2 separate regions of the Mus musculus genome follow, and region 1 is linked to region 2. Evidence: chromatin loops called from intact Hi-C (ENCODE). Cell type or tissue: left cerebral cortex. All regions are shown on one strand. Each heading gives the region's core, and the rest is flanking DNA. Links, peaks and the distances in the headings are about the cores only.

Region 1 (9,700 bases), core at 1,183-9,182, 250 kb after region 2:
AGCAGAGCACTGCCTTCCAGGCAACTAGGATGAAGGTCTTAAAGCCCATACCCACAGGGACACATCTACTCCAGCAGAGCCACACCTTCTAAAAGTGTCACTCCCTGAGCAGAGCATGTACAAACCATCACACCTGGGTTAGCCATGGCCTCTGTTCTTAAACATGTAGACTGATTAACAACTCTCAGAGTTTGCCATGTGTATTGAACTATTCTTATGGAATCCCTTGTGTTTTATCTAATTGATTTTTCTTAAATATTCTATAAGCCCATGAGATAGTATGCCTTCTTTAATTATTGCATTTAGTTTTATCTACTTGATAATACAATAAGGTTGACTTTAGGGTTGGATTTTGTTGGCTTGTTTGTGTTTGAGACAGGGTCTCTCTGTGTAACTTAGAACTCACCATATAGACCAGACTGGCCTTGAACTCTCAGATATACTTTGGCCTCTGCCTCCTGAATGCTGGGACTAAGGGCGTGCATTGCCACACAAGGTGTGATGGTCCTCTGTACTACTCAGGTCATCTGGACTTTATCTTTTCTGGTTCTGGATGGTGAATTTGTTCGTTATTGGGAAAGATGTGAGCTGGAACCCGGCTCAGTGGAGTTCTCTGGTCTGACAAGCATGAAGCGCCAGGGTCAATCCCCGGCACTTGTACAAACTCCTGAAAAGAGAGAGGAAAATGTGTTAAAATCTCTCATTAGGTTCCTCAATCGCTCCTCACAATGCCGACATTTTTACTTTATTTTAAAGCACCACTCTCTTTGGTCAGTGTCTATCTTGCTGGGTAGATTAGTACAATTCTGTCATCCAAACACTGGGAAGCTGAAGCAGGAGGATTCTGAGTTCAAGGCCTGCTGAGATACTGATTTGAGATTCTGACTCTTAAAAGCCATTAGGAAAAAAGAAAAAAAAAAGATTTACTGACATAGCTTATTGGTGGGTTGCGGTCACTGTGCCCTGTGAACATGGTCGTGACTTTTCTGTTCTGCACTCTGAAATGGTCTCCCCCTTTGTTCCACTCTCAATCTTAATATTTTAATTAAATAAATTTAATTAAAATCTATGTATTCTGGGCCTGTTTTCAGTGGTTACTCTGAATATTTTAACAGTTATATTAAAGTCTAAAATTAAATGTTTCTCTCCTCCCAAACACGACAGAATCACAGACTGACTTAATAGTCCTTGTTACCTCTCCCAGCTCACATACTATAGTTTTCTTGTGTTTTTCCTTGATTCTATGTTTTCCCTAAAATCAGACACTCTTTTATAGTCTTGATACAGATTTTTCTCTCTCATGTCTGTTCATTTTTCTTTTCTCAGACTTGGGGATTATTCTTTTCTCAAATCTGGAATCATTTCTCAGCTCCCTGATTTGTGAAGTTTGTAGGTGACAACTCTTTGGGATTTTGTGTATGTCTGTTTAAAGGTTTTAACTTTTTTTTTTTTTGTTGGTTTGTATTATCAATTACTTTTCTTGTGGTCATAACAAAATATCTGACAAAAGCAGGTTCGGGGTTTCGTTTTGGCTCACAGTTTGAAAAGCCCATCATGGCAGAAGTCAGGGTCCATGAGACTGAAGCAAATGGTCACAGTGACCCAAAGTCAGAAAGCAGAGGATTGAGTGCTGATGGCCAGGACTCCAGCCCAGGGGCTGATACCACCCATGCTTATACATTTAAACTGGATTTTCCCACCTCAATTAGCCTAATCTACATAATCCCTCACAGACAGCCCAGGGGGTTGTTTCCATGGTCATTCTAAACCCTATCAGTTTAACAGTCAAGGTTGGGGACCAGGGTGTGGGAAGTGCTTTATCTTGTTTTGTTTTGAAAGGTGCACCCAGACCTCTGGCACTGACTGTTCTTGTTTTAGACAGGGTCTCACTGTGTAGTGTTGGCTAGCCTTAAACTCAGAGATACCCATTAACTCGAGGTAATGGCCTGTGTGCCTTAATTGTCTCAATTAGAAATGTTGAGTAGAGTCTATAGCCATCACACCGGAATGCACCTGATCTTGTCTCATCTCAGAAGCTAAGCAGGGGCAGGCCTGGTTAGTCTTCGGATGAGAGACGTGACGAGCAGAACGTCTGCTGTTCTATCCCGCCAGAAAGTCCCCCACGTACCATAAGAGTATTTTTGAGCAGAAACTTCTAACTTTTCACAGAAGAATGAACCAAGGCCCAGAGAAGCCACTATGACACCCTAGTCTGAGAGGACTAGAGAGGATTATGTCCCACTCCAGTCTCTTTTACCCCACCTTCCCTGTCCCCAAGACCACCAGTGACCAATTCGGACAATGATATTCACAAAGAATATCCGTTGGTGTCTGGGTGCTTTAAGTAGCAGGATGGTGGCTTTGTGAGAGTTGTTCGAGCTTATTGTTTTATCTCTCATGAGACAGGAAGTGGGCTCTGCGTATTCGGTGGCCCGATTCTTCAGTGGTCACCAGCAAACCTTCCTGCTTTGTTCCCAGAGTCAGGTGCCCAGTGCATCTCTGTTAGACCCTGACTTGCTCTTCCTCACTTTTGCCCTTTTCCTGTGTAGCTTCTAACACAGCTACCCCGTCCTTTCTGCTGTGGCTCTTTCTGTTTCCCTCTGGTTAGCCCTTTGTGGAGGACAGCTGTGGAGCACCTGGGTTGGGTGGAGGACAGCTGTGGAGCACTTAGGTCAGGTGGGGGGATGACTATGGAGCACCCAGGTTGGGTGGAGGACAGCTGTGGAGCATCTGGGTTGGTTGGAGGACAGCTGTGGAGCACCTAGGTTGGGTGGAGGACAGCTGTGAAGCACCTGGGTTGGGTGGAGGACAACTGTGGAGCACCTGGGTTGGGTGGAGGACAATTGTAGAGCACCTGGGTTGGGTGGAGGACAGCTGTAGAGCATCTGGGTTGGATGTGAGATGCCTGTGGGGCAGGAGAAAAAGTTAAGTGTGACCCAGCTACAGCATTTCTTGTCCCCTCAGGACAGCAGACAGAGCTGTTCCGGGACTGGGGTGAATTGTGGAGAGCTTGTAACCCAGGTCCTGGATGTCATTGTAAGCACTTGACAAAGCTGTCTGACCAAAAGCAATTTAGGGGATAAGAAGGTTTATTTCAGCTTACAGGTTACAGTCCACCATTAAGGAAAATCAAGGCAAGAACTCAAGCAAGAGCTTGAAGCTAGAACACTGTGTGCTGGCTCACTCATACACCATGCGTAGCTAGATGCTTTCTTACACAACCCTGGACCAACAGCCCAGGGAATGGTGGCACCCACCGTGGGTTGGACCCTCCAACATCAACTGATGATCCAGATAATTCCCCACAGACAGGATTCCAGGCCAATCTGATGTAGGCAGTTCTTGGCTAGAGGCTTTCTCCTCAGCTGACTCTAGGCTGTGTAGGGTTGGCAGTGAGAGCTAAGGAGAGCAGTTCTCAACCGGATGCTGTGAGACCAGAACCCTTTGTAGCCAGCGCTTTTGTTCAGTGGTGCTTTGAAGTGGACAGAGCTGGTTTATGGAACACAAGTGGAGGTGGGAATCTGGTGTGAAGGAATCCCAGCCTCGATACTGATTACAGTGTCTGAACTGGAGCATGATAGATAGATAGATAGATAGATAGATAGATAGATAGATAGATAGATAGATAGATAGAGGAAGGAACAAACAAACTAAAATGGGTACAACTATACTCTTGTGGACCCAGCCATTTGGTGGCAGAAGCAGGAAGATCATTTCAGATTAGAAATTCAGGGCCTGTCTGTGGAACCCATTTCAAACCCAAATAGCTGGACATGGTCGTTCACACATATTATCCTAACACTCGGAAAGCTGATGCAGAAAGATCACTATGAGTTTGAGGGCAGCCTGGGCTACAGATAGTATTTCAGGCCAGGCCGGTCTACAGAGTGACATCTTTTCTCAATCAATCAATAAATAAATATCAAACGATCAGAGGCAAGACACAGCTCATGGCTAGCCATTGCTTGCAGCAGGTATCAGCCTTGGGTTCTTGAAAAGAGCCTGAAATATCCCATCCTCCATACACACTCCTGTGTCCTGTTCTGTGATGTGCCACGAGAGGTGCTGGAGCCTCTCGCTGTGGTCTGTTCCCTTATGGAGCCTTATGAAGGGCGGTCTGGCTGCCCATAACCATGGTCCTCTGGCCAGGGAAGAAGGATCTTCAACATCCATTCACCTCCATTCTGTGTGTGCACCAATTACGCATGGGGTGATGGGCGTGCCATAGCAGGAGCGCAGGGTCAGAGGTCAGCTCTTTGGACTCCCTTCCACTGTTACATGGTCTCCAGGGAATCAAGCTGAAGTTGCCGGATTTATGTGGCAGACACCTTTACCCACCAAGCCATCTTCCCGCCCCCGCCTTCAGCTGTCTTCGCCTCTGCTTGGTGGTTTTCTGCACTACCAGGTTTATCTCAGGCCACTTCCTGATTTGATATCGATCAGGTACCCACTTTTGCCTCAGGGACTGCTACTTTTAGTGACTCTGGGCTCTGTGTGGTGAACGTGTAGCATCAAAAAGGCATAGCCAAAGAGTTGCCTAAAGAACCAAATATCTTCACTTAGAAAGGAAGCTGAGGGAGAGAGTGCTGTGCCTGTGAGGGGTCAGGGAAGGCTTCCTGGAGGAGGAAGACTTGCATTGAGTCAGTGGCTCCAGTAGGTGAGATGGCAGCAGAGGGAGTTTGGGTTCTACAACGTTTGGCTGTAGAAATGGTGGGGTCTAGTCTTAGAGACCAGTAACTGTTCTCATAGGCAGTAAGTGCCAGCTAGTGGCTTCCAGGCCCACAGATGGCCTCCATGGCCCCTCCCGAAGGTTCCGCCAGCTGTTAGCATATCCAAAGTCCTATGAAGTCCTACTGTGTGCCCCCAGGCTCCTGAGTCGTCTAGCCATCCACAAACATCATCAACTTGTGTGCTTCTGCCTTAAGTTTTCCCAGAACCTGGGTCACCAAGCTCAGGAATTGGCATCTTTCTCTAAAACTGTAAGGACCAAACTCTATTCAAACTACCTCGTGTTGCTTGGTTGTTTGGGGAGGGAGGGGGTTGCTAGGCAACCTGGGTAAGGGGGTGGATGGGATTAGGGAAAGGTTTTTCTCTTCCCATACAGTTAGGAGAAGGTGTCCTGATGTTCTCAATCAAATGAGTGGCTAGGCCCATACGCCTGGGGCTAGAGGCCCAACCCCACCAGTAAACCTCAGAGTCTATTAACAGCCTCTCTGCTGGGTGAGTCACCCTTCCTGCCCCTCCTTACCTCTACTTACTCAGGGCTCTGAGGCCAGACTGATCCTTCCATCCAGCTGGCTTGGCCCAGGGCGAGCTCAATGAGATTAACTATTTAACTATTTCCCACTGGTGAATTCCCCGAGGCAGCTGAGCCCTGGTTGAAGCAAGGGCTTGTCCTGGATACACCCATGGAGATAATTCCAGAACCAGGAAGCAGGGTGCAGCGCATCCAGGACTGTCTGAGGAGCCTGGGGTGCCAGAGGCACTGGGTATAAAGCCAGGAGGTGTCCCGGGCTGAGGGCCCCTGTGCTGTCAGGGTTACATAATAGCTGACAGAAACATGCTCTCAAGTGAGTCTTTAAGTGCTCCTCTGGAGACTGGCCATCAGCACAGCATGATGACAGAGTGAATGTCTTGCTCCTAAAACTACCTTAAGTCCCTGACCTGCACTGGTCGTAACACGTGCGCCATTCTGATATGTTCTGATTTCTGTGTTTACTTGTTTGCGTGTGGACATTTGAGGCAGGGTCTCTCAAACTCTGTAGCCGAAACTGGCCTTGAGCCCAAGATGCTCCTCCCCTGTCAGCCACCATGGTCAGCTATGTATTTTTTACATGTGTGTGCATGTGTGCATGCCTGTGTGCATTTGTGTGTGCGCGCACGTGTGCTTGTGCATGTGGAAGCCAACGGACAATCTCAAGTGTCTTCCTTGTCTTTTATGACAACCGCCCCTTGGCCTGGAACTCCCAGATTAGGCCAGTGAACTCCAGGAATCCTCCCTGTCTCCACTGCCCAGCGTTGGGTACAGTGTCCAAGGAGGCCAGAAGAGACGGGGTTAGGACCCTGGACTGGAGTTACAGGTCATTTGAACCATCATGTGCGTGCTGGAAACCAAACCCAGGTTGTCTGGAAGAGCAGCCAAGTGCTTTTAACTGCTGAGCCTTCTCCTCAGCCTTCCTCCCCACAATGGGCTGCTCTTTGGGGACCCTCTAAGATACCAGTGTGGAGGAGGATCTACTGTTTCAAGCCCTGGTCCAGGATTTTTGGGGTGTCCCGGGGAGCACCTAGAGAAACTCCTCACACTGAGTTCCCTCTTGAAGCTCAGGGTCCTGTGTTCTGCAGAAGCAGAGCCTGGGGTATAGGACAGGAAGTCACTTGCCCAACAGGGTCCCAGAGCTGGCCCTTCTCTGTTTGGTCCAGCTTATCTTTTTGTGAGGTTTGCATTTCCTGAATCTTCGGCAGCTGGATGGGGGTGGGGAGTAGGGTAGGGGAAGTGGGCTTAAAGGAGCCCTATCTGAGACTGTTTAAATTTCCGGTGACGAGGAGATATTAAATATTATTTACAGTAGTCTGTGAGCCTGGAATCCAGCAGACACAGGGGGGAGACTCGGTTGGAATCCAGAAGACCAAGAGGAGAGGAAGGGATGGCCACGTGAGGGCTAGTCAGAGGCAGCAAGACACAGTGATGACACAGAAATAAATGGGAGTTTGTGTTCTCCCGCCTCCACGGGACTCCATGGAGATTCACGTGCTTGGACCTCTGGACTTCTGCCTCCCTGGGGCTCCCGTCACTCAACTTGGAATGAGTTTGCATCCATAGAAATTGTGGTTGTCCGTGTCCCTTGTGTTGTTTTTAGAGAGCTCATTCTGACGTCTCAGAGGCTGCTATGAGGTCTGAAGGCATTCCCTGGTAGCGGGGAAAGTCCGTCAGAGCAGATGAATGGGAGCTGAGGCCACTTCCGGCCCTCATCTCCGGGATAGTCCGGCTAGACGGCATGTGCCTAGTTCCTCAGAGTGACCATCATTCAGTGGGAGGAAAAGTTGTAACCCAAAATAATGCAATGGTGACCGTGCTGCCAGTTTCCTGAGAGTGTGGCCTTCTGGACACAGGAAATGACAGGCAGGGAACATGGGTAGGCTGGGATCACTCCCGGTGCCTGGCTGCATGCTCTTCGGCTTCTCATTAATAGATATTATTATATTTTTTGTTGTTTTAAATTTTAAAAATAATTTTACATGTATGAGTGTTTTTGTCTGCCTGTATGTTTATGCGTAATATGTATACAGTGACTGTGGAGGCCAGAAGAGGGAATATGATCTCTTGGAACTATAGTTGGTTGTAAGCTGAATTGGACCCTGGGCCTCTGGAAGAGCCTCTAGTATGCCCCTAACACTGATTGATATATCTATCTATCTATATCTATATCTATATAGATATATAGATATATAGATGTGCATATATATATATATATACATTAGTACAGAGAGGCTTTGAATATGAAATCCTCCTGCCTTAGCATCCTACAGACATTGCTGTGTGTCATCTGGCAATGACACCATGATTTTCTTTTCCTGGACCCCAGAGAACAGAGTCGCATCTTGAAGAGTCTCAGGTTTGGAGTTGGAGCTTTTGTAGTCAGGCAGTCTTGGAGTCCAGGGTCCTGGGGAAGGGAAAGGAGCCAGCTGTGCTTCACAGGAGGCACATGTAACTTCAAGAATGTAGGGAAATGGGGAAGAGGGACCCTTTAGTTACATCATATGGATGTGTCACCAGTAGCCCCCTGGAAGCCTGGAGTCTGGTGGCCTGAGGCCTGTACACAGTTAGGAGAATGTTACAGCTGCAGATGGGCGTGGCCTAAACAGCATCTGGCCTGGGTTCTGACACACCTTTGTTACCACTAATACCTGGTTAGAGAGTCTGGCCTGGCCCGTAGCCACATTCTGCTCCACCTACACACTTGCATACACATGCACACGTGTGTCAGCAGGAACCCCAGGCAGCTGCCTATGAAACCAGGCGGTGGTGTGAGCTTTAGACTCTTTGGTGACTGCTCTGCCTGAGCCTTCTTCCCTTGAGGTTTTGGATCTGTAACTGTGGAAGCACCCTTTTCCTGGGGGCAGGGTAAGCAGGGTCATTAGTTCTTCCTGGAAGAGGATTGCAGCCTGCCGAGGCTTCTCTCTTTCCTCTTGAATCCACTTCACTCTCCTAACTGACAAAGGGAAGGCCGAAGGTTACCCAGGAAACAAATCACCAAACCCAACTAGTCACGGCTGAGTCACTGGGCCAGGTCTGAACTGCATCCATGCTAGAACTAAACATCAGAAAGCTCACCCCATCCAACGCTGTACCCATCCGCAGTGGAGTGTGGCCCTTAGTTGCATTGGAAAGGGTAGCCATTCCTGTCCCTCTCTGCAGACACCAGGATTGAGAGCAGTGGCTCAGCAGCTAAGAGCCCTGCCTGCTTGTGCAAGGACCCAGGTTAAAGTTTTCATCACCCACAAGGTGACTCACAACCAACCTGAAATTGCAGTTTCGGGAGATCTGATGCCCTCTTCTGGCCTCCAGAGGCTCTAGGCCCGTGTGCAGTGCAAGCAAACACGCGTGAGCATAAAATAGAAATAATTGTTTTATGAGGGGAGGAAAAAAAAAACATCAAGAAGGGGGTTCTGAGGCTGAGGAGACGCTCAGTCAGTAAAGTGTTTGTCATGCGAGGATGTGAGTTCAAGACCCAACCCTCAAGTAAAAGGCCAGACATGGTGGCTTATATCCCAGTGCTGGGAAAGTAGAGATGAAGGGTTCCCTGGGGATATCCTGGGCAAATCAGGTAGCTCAGGTCTCAAAGAACAAAGTAGATGGAGCCTAAGGGAAAACAGCCCCCGACCTACCCACGCACAGCAAAACACATGCCCCCGAGCCAAGCGGTGTGGACCTGTGGATCTTCCTCACCTGGCTGGTACAAAGTTGGGATTCAAACCCTGACCTTCTGACTCCAGATGCTGACCTTGTGAGGAAGGCTCTCTGCCTATGGTGAGATGTTCGAGATGAAGGACTTTTAGCCTTTTAAGCATCATTCATTCATTCATTCATTCATTCATTCATTATTAGTGGAAAGTACACCATGTTCCCTCTTATTTTACATATGTGAGTTTATGCGCATGCAGTGCCTGCGGGAGACCAGAAGAGGGAGTCAGAGCCCCTGAAGTGTATCTCGTGGCAAGGGGCCAGATCTGAGGATGCAGTATCAGACTCCATCCTTTACCAACTCAGGAAGCTTAAAATAACACCATATTCTTTCTCCCACTTCCAAATTTACATCGACATGCTGGAGAGCTGGATCCCGAGACATCTCTGTACTTCAGTGTAAATTAGCTCCCCGTTGGCCCTTCGGAGGTCAAAGTTGAGAACTCCAAGGATCCAGCAATAGGGAAGTAGTCTCAGATTGGTCAGATCGGCAGTGTGGAGCAGTGCTCCACGCTGAGTATTTGTGGAAGCCCCATCCTTTGGCAACAGAGCTTTGGGTGAGGCTGGCTGGCTGTTTGACATCCACGGAGTGACCTTAAGAAGATCTTGCCCTGGGCTAGGGTCATCACTCAGTTCTGGGCACTTAACCAGCACTGCTTAAAACCAGATGTGATGGTGCACACTTGGCATCCCGGCACTTGATAGAGTTAATAGCACCATGGAGAGCAGCACGGTTGA
Region 2 (9,700 bases), core at 965-8,964:
CACAGCTATTGAAATCTGATGTTTTGTGCTGACCCGGTTTTCTATCTCAGGAATTAGATTGGGCTTTTACCCTTAAAATTCTGGGTTTTCACAATGTTGTGATTTAGTGGGGGTTAATTTCTACACATTGGTTCTGGGACCAAGTAGAATCACCCTCTCTCCTTCCCTTTCTTTCACTCTTTCTGTCTCCATGTATATGTGCATGGTCTATGTGCATGTGTGTGTGTGTGTGTGTGTGTGTGTGTGTGTGTGTGTGAGTGTGCATGTGTATATGTGTATGTGCATGTGTATGGGGGTGAGTGTGCATGTCTGTATGTGCATGTGTGTGTGTGGGTGAGTGTGCATATGTGTATGTGTGAGTGTGCATATGTGTATGTGTGAGTGTGCATGTGTATATGTGCATGTGTTTGTTGGAAGTGAGTGTGCATGTGTTATGTGGGGGTGAGTGTGCATTGTATATGTGCATGTGTGAGTGTGGGGTGAGTGTGCATGTGTGAGTGTGCATGTGTGTATGTGCATGTGTGTGTTGGGGTGAATGTTCATGTGTATGTGTGGGGTGAGTGTGCATGTGTGTATGTGCATGTGTGTGTGAGTGTGCATGTGTATATGTGCATGTGTTTGTTGGAAGTGTGTGTGCATGTGTGTATGTGTGGGGTGAGTGTTCATGTGTGTATGTGCATGTGTGTGTTGGGGGTGAGTGTATATGTGTGCATGTGTGTAGAGACCAGAGGTTGATGCCAAGTGTCACCCTTGATCCTTCACTGTTCTATGTCCTGAGGCAGAGTCACTAGCAGAACTCAGAACTCTCAGATCCCACTAACTTAGCTAGCCATCCTGCCCCATGCTGAGATTACAGACAGGTCCCAGTGTGGTGCAGGGGATGTTTGTAAAGTCAGTATTTACACATTTGCAGAGCAAGCATTTTATCACAGAGTCATCACCCCAGCCCCTACTAAATGGATCGTTTCTGCACGACAATGTATTGTAACTTTAGTCTTTTTCAAATCCTATTTTTGTTTGTTTGTTTGTTTTTTGTTTTCAAGACAGGGTTTCTCTGTATAGCCCTGGCTGCCCTAGAACTCACCTTGTAGACAAGGCTGGCCCCGAACTCAGAAATCCGCCTGCCTCTGCCTCCCAAGTGCAGGGATTAAAGACGTGCACCACCATTGCCCAGCTCAAAATCTTATTTTTAATGATGGTTCTCAAATGCTTTAACCCACCAGGGGTAGTGAAAAAGAAAGGATAGAGAGGATATGGGGCAGGGATGGGGTGTGTGTGTGGGGGGTGCAGAGTGGATCTGTTTAGAAAGGTTATTTGGAGCAACTCCCACCTGCATTGTCTGGAAATTGGCAGTTCAGTCCACAGATTAGCAGGCAGCTTAAACCAATCACAAACACTTCCCAGATACACGAGCAATCCAGTTCCATAGAGTCAGTTTAGCAACAGTGGTGACCCGATCTAGCAGAGACAGCCAGGCCTCAACCTCAGTCTCAGCGTGAGTCATCAGGAGGGACCAGGAGGGACACCAGGAGAAGTTCTCAGCTGTGCCTCTCTCAGGAAGATGAAGATCAGCAAAGACTGGAGACCCACAAGTATTGCCCAGCTAGTTGTACCAGCAAGCCAAACTCTGTCTCTGTCACTCCTGTTTATACCCTCCAAACATCACTCGTCCTCCACGTGCCTTGCACGCACATCCGATCAGTCTGAGTCAGAGGAGTCTGGATAAATGGAGCTCAACTACGCAATGTAAGGCAGACCAAGACATGCATGTTGTTAGTAACGAATCCTTCATCACGTGTCCTGTCACATGTTTGCTTTAGCAGAGCATCTCCTTTTCTATGTCTGATTCAATGCAACACTTCTCCGCGAGTCTGCTTTAGTTTTTCATCTGTGTCCACTTCAGGAAAACATTCCTTCATGTGTTTGCCGCAGCAAAATACCATCCAACACGACTGACTCTCCAAAGAACCCTTAAGTTTCCACTCCAATGTATCTTCAAGGTTTGGTAAATTAAACAAACAAACAAACAAACAAACAAAAACCAACATTTTCTTTATCAGTTATGATTAACAGTTAATTCAACCCGTTAATTACTTTTTTCAGTGGCAACAGTAGTCAAACCTTTCTATAGTATAGGGCTGAACTGAGTCTCTCTCTCTCTCTCTCTCTCTCTCCACACACACACACACACACACACACACACACACACACATATACATGTATATATATTCTCTGTAAATCTTATGTACTTAGTCTACCCACAGCTGACACAATGCTTTGTGCTGTTTCTCAGTGGAGGGATAAGCCCTCACTGTTGAGGGCTGGGCTTTGGTTTGCTGAAGCCATCATGAAAAGCTTCCTGATGAAGCCAGATGTGGCACTGTGTGCCTGTCACCTTAGAAATCAGGAAGTGGAGGCAGGAGGATCAAGAGTTCAGTGGTAGCCTTAGCTTCACAGAGAGTTTGAGGTCAGCCTGGGCTATGTGAGACCCTGCCAAAGAGATGGGGGGAGGAGAAGTGAGGGAAGAAAAAAGGACAGGAGAAGGGGGAGGGGAAGAGAAGGGAGGAGGAGGAGGGAATGGAGGGAAGTGGAAGGGGAGGGGAAGGAGGGGGGTGGGAGAACAGAATCAGAGCAGTCATTCGGGTAAGAGGAAACTTAGCCAAATCCCTCTTTGTCTTCCCTCCCTCTTTCATAATTTGATTCCCAGATGAGTAGTCTGTGTCTATCTGCCAATTTTACAGGGGTTTCCATTTTTACTTTGATCTCTTGTGAATTGTGAACCCATGCATTTTGTTCCAGATTACTCAGTGAGTTGTGCTTGAGGCTGGATCAGACAAGTTAGACAATGGGTGTGCTAAGCTTCCTGGCCCTTGAGTCCCTAAGAGTTCTCTTGTCTCCCAGTCTCATCCTTCTGTAGGGGAACTGAGATAACACAGTGTGCCTCTGCCCCCAGCTTCTCTGTGAGTTCTTGGGATTCAAACTCAGATCTTTACACCTGGTTGGTGGGTGCTTTAATAGTGGGCCATCCCAGCCCTGAAAGGGCCCTAAAATGTTAGGGCACACATATATATGTATATGTCTAATTTTATTCTATGTTCATTGATGTTTTGCTACATGCATGTCTGCATGAGAGTGTCAGGAGCCCTGGATTTTGAGTTACAGACAGTTGTGAGCTGTCATGTGGGTGCTGGGAATTGAACCCAGGTCCTCTGGAAGAACAGCCAGTGCTCTTAACCATTGAGACATATCTCCAGCCCCCATAAATCTATCCTTAAGTTATTGTAGCTACAAATTGGACAGCAGTAAAATACAATCTACCTATTAGCCACCAGTGAAACCATAATTCGCAGAGACAGGAATAGGGGATTCTGTCAGACCAGTGCCATTGAGTGAATGTGGAGGACTAGCAGGGTTGGCTGAGCAAGTGTGTTTGTGAATAGAAACTTCTGGTTTCTTTGGAAAGTAAGTTATGTCAAATGATATTTTGCTGGGCACACAGGTGAAAGGATATTTTGTTAAAGTAGGCATGTGAAGGAATGTTTTTCTGAAGCAGACAAGGGCGTAAGGATGTTTTGCTATAGCAAACACAAGAAAAGACACATGATGTTCAGAAGGAATATAAATATGACCCCCAGACATTGGGAGCTCAAGCATTGGTTCGCTTTGCTCTGCCTTGCTGCTCTTCACTGACGACCTGCATGGATTGGTTTGCCTTACATTGCATTGCCAAGCTTTGCTTGTGGCGATTCCATAGAGAGAACCTCACCAAAGAACTTATGGTGAGGTTCCTGCGGATTTTGCAGCTTCTGCAGACTCGGACTGCTTGGTGAGCTGCAAGGTTTCTTCTGAATTGAATTGCCCTTGCTGATTCCTGTGTGGTGTCTGCCGAGCGGACTGGACGGCAGCTGCTGGTTCATGTTTGGTGTTTGCTAGTGGACTGGACTGAGAGCAACAAAGACTGGGGTCGCTCCAAAGAACTATTTCTAAACAGGTACACTTCCCCCATATCCTAATAACCTTTCTTTCCCACTACCTCTGATGGGTGGTGGACTAGTGGGGAGGTTGGACCCTTACTAAAGTAGGTTGAAAAAAATATGCCAAAATGTTTGTATATGCCTGATGATTTGAGTTTATTCCTATATTCCTCAAGGTAGCTGGAGAGGTCTGAGAACTTCCCTTTGACCTGTGCACACTCCCTGTGACCTGTGTGTACCCACATTCACACATTCTTGAACATGCAGTAAACAAATATTTAAAAAGAAAGCAGCGTGTGGGAACCAGCAGGGATGTAGGTCAGTTGATAACAAGCCTGCCTAGCCAACATAGGGTCCTGGATCCATCCCTGGCATCTTAAGTGTGGGATGATGTTGAAAGAAGCACTTTGGACTCATCCCGAGATAGGGTTCTCCCTCCCCTTACTCTGTGCATGTCCACCTGTCTATCATCCTGCAGAACAAGTACAGCTTTGTACCATGACATTCCTAACCCAGACTTCAGGATTCTTCACCATTCATATCGATTCTGTCAGTGGACCAAACATCGACCCTGCCCAGGGACTTGAACACAAGCAGAAGGTCCTGCATTCCCTGTAGAGTACGAGTTCAAGTCACTAGGTCCTCTGCCTTTGATTCTGCTCATTGCAAGGACACCCTCACCCTCCTCTCAAGTGGCCCTTCAGGCAGAGACAACTAACTACTCTCTAGGACTGTGTTTGAAATGACCTTGGAGCCTTCTTCAGATCCGTTTCCTCCGCGATACTGCTGGGAGCCTGCAGGGGGCGCTCCTGTCCAGGGCTGGCATCCTCTCAGGCTCGCCTTTCTCGGTGGGGCTGGGCTTTCTTATGCCTGCAGTCTCTCTTTAACAATGGAGCTTGCGTTTGTTTAAAATTGTGACTGGTGGCACAGCTGGGAGCCCAGAAGTACTCTGTGTCGCTTTGTTATTTTAGGTTTCATAAGCAGCTAGAAAGTGAAATTCAAAATGACATCTTCAAGCGGAAATCAAGTCCTTCTCCTCCCGAGCTATGTATATTGGGATGCCCTTCTAGCAACCAGCCATGGTGCCACGCCAGCAGCCAGAATGCCAGTTAAGATCCATGCCTACTTTTTAGTAGTAGGGACTTGAGAACAAGAAGCTCTGCGTGGCACAGGGTGAATTCTTCGGAGGACCAGTCTGAGACAAACTGAAATTTGATCTCGCCTGAAATTTCTTCCAGTTGACAGAGCTTCTTTTTCATTCAATAAAATGAAACACAAAATAAAGCAAAGACAGAGGTTCAGGCATAGCCGTTGAATTACCCCTAGTTAATATGTCACCACAGCTTAGAGTAACTTGAATGTCTGAATCAGTCTTATCAGATGGTGGCAGAATTCCTGGAGAATTGGTATTTCATTGTGGAGGAACCAAGGAATTGCCGGCCCTGCCAACAGAAGACAAACTAAGACTGGGCTGTCTGACTTAGCAAATACAAATATGTACACTCAGTTAACTGTGAATTTCAGACACCGAACTCAAACATTTCATTTCATTTTACTTGCTTGAGACAGGGTCTCACTGAAATTCCCTATGTAGACCAGGCTAGCCTGGAATGTGCAGAGATCCACCTGCCCCTGTCTTCCAAGCCCTGGGATGAAAAGTGTGCACCACTATTCCTAATCTTCCTTAATTTTTAAATTCTCAGTAAACACTAAGAGCAAATCTGGTCTCCTGTTGAAATTCAAATGTGCAGGGTGTGATGCCTGGAATGTTCTGGAATCAGGCAGAACTTTCTGAGTTTGAGGCCAGCCTAGTTTGCACAGTGAGTTCCAGTCAGCCAGAATAGCCAGTGAGACTCTGTCTTAGCCCAGGGGGTGGGGCTGGGGGAGAGAAAGAAGTTAAGATATAAATAAAAGTCCTATATTTCATTTGGTATACAAAGTGGAAGAGAAAAGTTTTTTTTGTTTGTTTTTTGTTTTTTTTTTTTTAAATTTAGCCCAGTGGGTTCTCAACCTGTGGGTCATGACCCATTTTGGGGGAACAAACAGCCCTTTCAAGGGTTCACAGATCAGCTGTCCTGCAAATCAGATATCTTGCATGTCAGATGTTTACATCACAACTCATGACTTTAGCAGGATTACAGTCATGAAGTAGCAAGAAAAATGATGTTATGGTTGGGATTGCCACAACGTGTGGCACTGTATTAAAGGGTCACAGCATTAGGAAGGGTGAGAGCCACTGCCTAAGAGCTTCAGCATCATTTGGCAGACATAGCCACCGTGAAGGGTTTGGGGTGTGTTATCCCATCCACCATCCGTGAACATACATAAGTATTTGTGTATTCTAAACCTGGTTTCCCTATTGGCTAGCTAACTGACTTTGGGAGAGTAACCTAACTTCTCTGGATTTTAAGTTTTCTTTCTTTCATGGTTATTTATTTTTATTTTGTATGTATGAGTGTTCGCTTCATGTGTGCATATGTGCTCTGTGTGTGCCTAGTGTCCTAACAAGTCCTCGGAGCCCAGAAGAAGGCAGCAGGTCCCCTGGAACTAGAGGTGGTCACAACCTGTGACCTGTCATGTAGGAGCTGGGAACCTATCCCAGGTCTTCTGTGAGAGCTCATAACTGCTGCTGAGCCCTCTCTCCAGTCTCCATTTGTAATGTTAATTGTCAAACTCACGACAAGCCTAATTTGTAAATTACACATTATTATCAGTCTGAGTAGACAGAAAAAAGTGTAATAACACGTGGTACTATCTAGGACATCAGGCATCCCTCAGGGTCTCCTGCAGACAAGGTGGGAGTAATACAATACAATTCACCTTCACTGTTGTGGGCAAGGCACTTGAAACCCATCTCTTGCCTGACAGACAAAATGTCTGAGCAACCTTGAGCTGTGACACCCGCCTTCACTGCTTCTGGACTTGGAAAGGGTCCGGTAGCCATCAGCGTGCCTGGTTCTCGGGTCTTCAGCATGTATCTGAAGATCTTTCAGCTTCCAAAACTGCACAAGTCAAGGCCCTGGTGATAATTCTACACTCTAGCCTACCCACCCACCCAGGGTTAGCAAGATGGCTCAGCTGGTAAGGGTGCTTGTTCAATTCCCGAGACCAAAATCTGCACGCATGAGAACACACACGCACACATACAAGGGGGTAACTAGATCATATTCTTCCTTTTTTGTTACAGGATATTTGAATCTGTTTCTAGTTGTGGTGTGGCTCAGCCTTAGCACACACCTTTAATCCCAAACAATGACGGTGAAGTTAGTTTGTAGAAGGAAGCACCCATGTTTGAAAGTGATGTGTGGTTGAGGATTGAGAGGCAGAGTGATGAATCAGAGAAAGAGATGACAGAATAGGATCTGCCCAACTCTCATGAGAAAGAGAGAGAGAGAGAGAGAGAGAGAGAGAGAGAGAGAGAGAGAGAGAGAGAGAGAGAAAAGGATAGCTACTTAAGGGAGAGACAAACAACACAGGAAGAACTCAGTAGAGTTCCTGGAGAACAGTGCAGTAGAGTTCAGAGGGAGAGTGGAGCAGCTCAGAGAGGGAGGAGGAGGCAGTTTTACTGGGAGAGTTTTACAGAGACAGATTGAAGAGAACAAGCTAGACACGGGTAAAGACAGAAGGAGCCCGAGAATGAGAAGGAGTCAGAAGATTAGAAAAGATTGCTAGAGATAGTTTGAGGCCAAGTGGAACAATTCTGTAGAGGCTGAGAAAGAGAAGCCAGCCTGGAGAGGAGTTTGAGCTGGAACAACCGAGTTGAACCCATCAACTAGAGATCAGAACCAGAAAGGGTGAGCTTATTCAACAGTAAGTCTCAGAGGCTGAAAACATTGTGGGCCTAGATTAGATTGTACGGAGCCTGGAAGCTTCTAGGACTAGGCCTAGGTTAGCAGACGGAGGCAGTAAGCCTCCGAGGTGACAATCACTACAAGAGAGTAAGAGATACTTTTACACTTTTCTCTGGGGAATCTGAACCAGTGTTTTTGCTTCATTTCTTCTAGTTTTTTTTCCCCTGTCCATCCTGCATTATATGAGTCCTTCATGCTCTTATTGGCTCCCTGTTGGCAATTCTGATGTTCATATCTCACGTTAAAAGTTTTCGTCTGATGCCTAGCAGGCATTGGTAGAAGCTTGACATCGTGGGGAGGTTTAACAGCATCCTCTGACTGAATAGTTTCATTGATGTCTACGTTTTTTTTTTTTTTTTTTTTTTTTTTTACAGATCTTGCCTGAGTTTATTTGTAAGAACAGCATAGGACACTGGTCATCTGCAAATAGTGTGTGGGGAAGTGTGTCACAGCAGTCCGTCTGTCTTCACACTGGTAGGAGCCTTTTCTATGGGGCCTTCACAGGGGCCTGGGTACCTTTGGGGGCCTGAGCACCTTTGGAAGCCTGGGCTGGAGCTGAAGCCTGGGCCTTAGCTGGAGCTTTGGCCCCTGCCTTGGTTTGGACATTAGGCTTCGGTTGGCAGAGCCTCTGACCCTTGGCCATGCAGCTTCGAATCCGCTTCCCAAGCTTAGGGTGAGCGATGAAAGACAGCCGCTTGAGTTTGGGTCCTTTTGGCATCTTGGGCTTGATGGCCTCTACACGCGCACTCGCTGCCTTTGCATTGTTGGCCTGCATCTTCTTCAGGCCTTTCTTGTTGTGCTTCTTGGCAGGGCGCATGTTCCTCAGGAACTTGGGGTCAACCCCCTTAAGAGATTCGTAGCTTTGCGACGGGGGTTTCTTGATGCCATTTCTGTGCCATTTGCAGGACTGGTTGTGTGTGGTGTGGTTCTTGGACTTGGCCATGTGGTAACCCACGGCTCCCGCAGCGCCTGAGACCGGAAGCGAAAGAGAAAGGCCCACAGTGCAGCATGGGAAATAGGACCGACGCCACTGGAAGGTCTAACGTAAAAGCTTCCCTCACTGCTGGCGGAGAAAAAAGGTTCCGCCTACATTCTTTTTAAAGAAGTTTGTTCATTCTTTGGAAATCTAATAAGCAAATGATGCTTTTATTTCCTCAGAGGATGGGATGAGACAAAAGCCGTCCCCAAGCTGTGCAGATACAAATCTTGGGCTGAGCCCAGAGCATTCTATCTAACTATCCCTAGGCCTGGAAGCTGCTAGCCTCCAAAAATCTAATCCCCTGCAAGCCTGGACCTTGAAGGTTTCAGCTTCCAGCCTCTGTCTGCTAACCTAGGCTGAGAATGTTTCAGCCTCTGAGACTTACTGCTGAACAAACTCACTCTCTCTAGTTCTTTCTGAACTCTGGGTGGCTGGTTTGACTCAGCTGTTCTGGCTCAAGCTGTTCTCCAAGCTGACTGGTTTGAATTGGCTTCTCTCGGCTTCTGACTGAATTGCTCTGCTTGGAAGGACTGCCTCTGAACGCCATGAACTGAACCGCACCGACAGCCCCGGCTGAACAGAACTGAATGGAACCGCATGAACTTAACCAAGCTCAGCTGCATTCAACTCCGCCTCTCTCCCTGCACTGCTCTTAGGTACCCCCTCCTTCCTGTCTGTTCTTGTGAGAATTGAGTGTGTCCTGGTCTCTGACTTATTCTGTCAAATCTTTTTCTGATTTGTCACTTTGTCTACCCCTCAATTAGACATCACTGTTTCAGACTGAAGGTGTGTTCTAAAGGTGTATCTGTATTCCAGGCAGAGGAATTAAAGGTGTGTGTTTAGGGCATGTCTGTTTTCCAGCTGGATCGCACAGACCTAGGTCTTTAAATATGATC

What was found. A loop is a pair of places that touch in the nucleus more often than their neighbours do. Peaks named below come from ENCODE experiments on the same cell type or tissue, not always from the same donor. Only the 100,000 strongest peaks of a DNase experiment are listed, where the experiment ranks them.
Region 1: it touches region 2 in a loop (4-fold over the local background); 1 of 42 quality-filtered maps calls a loop at or near these places.

Annotation. Positions count from the first base shown.
Region 1 is chr17:47,288,967-47,298,666 of GRCm38, forward strand. All of the region lies in intron 2 of Trerf1 (transcriptional regulating factor 1), which reads left to right. Among named protein-coding and RNA genes, the nearest start is that of Trerf1, 64 kb to the left of the region's middle. In left cerebral cortex, for the core only: a CTCF peak has its summit at 9,179 (motif pointing right); DNase peaks (open chromatin) are centred at 5,148, 5,537, 6,682 and 7,954; H3K27ac peaks cover 492 bases.
Region 2 is chr17:47,034,272-47,043,971 of GRCm38, forward strand. It overlaps the pseudogene Gm4945. Among named protein-coding and RNA genes, the nearest start is that of Ubr2, 29 kb to the left of the region's middle. In left cerebral cortex, for the core only: a CTCF peak has its summit at 4,775 (motif pointing right); DNase peaks (open chromatin) are centred at 4,814 and 5,348; H3K4me3 peaks cover 469 bases; H3K27ac peaks cover 1,032 bases.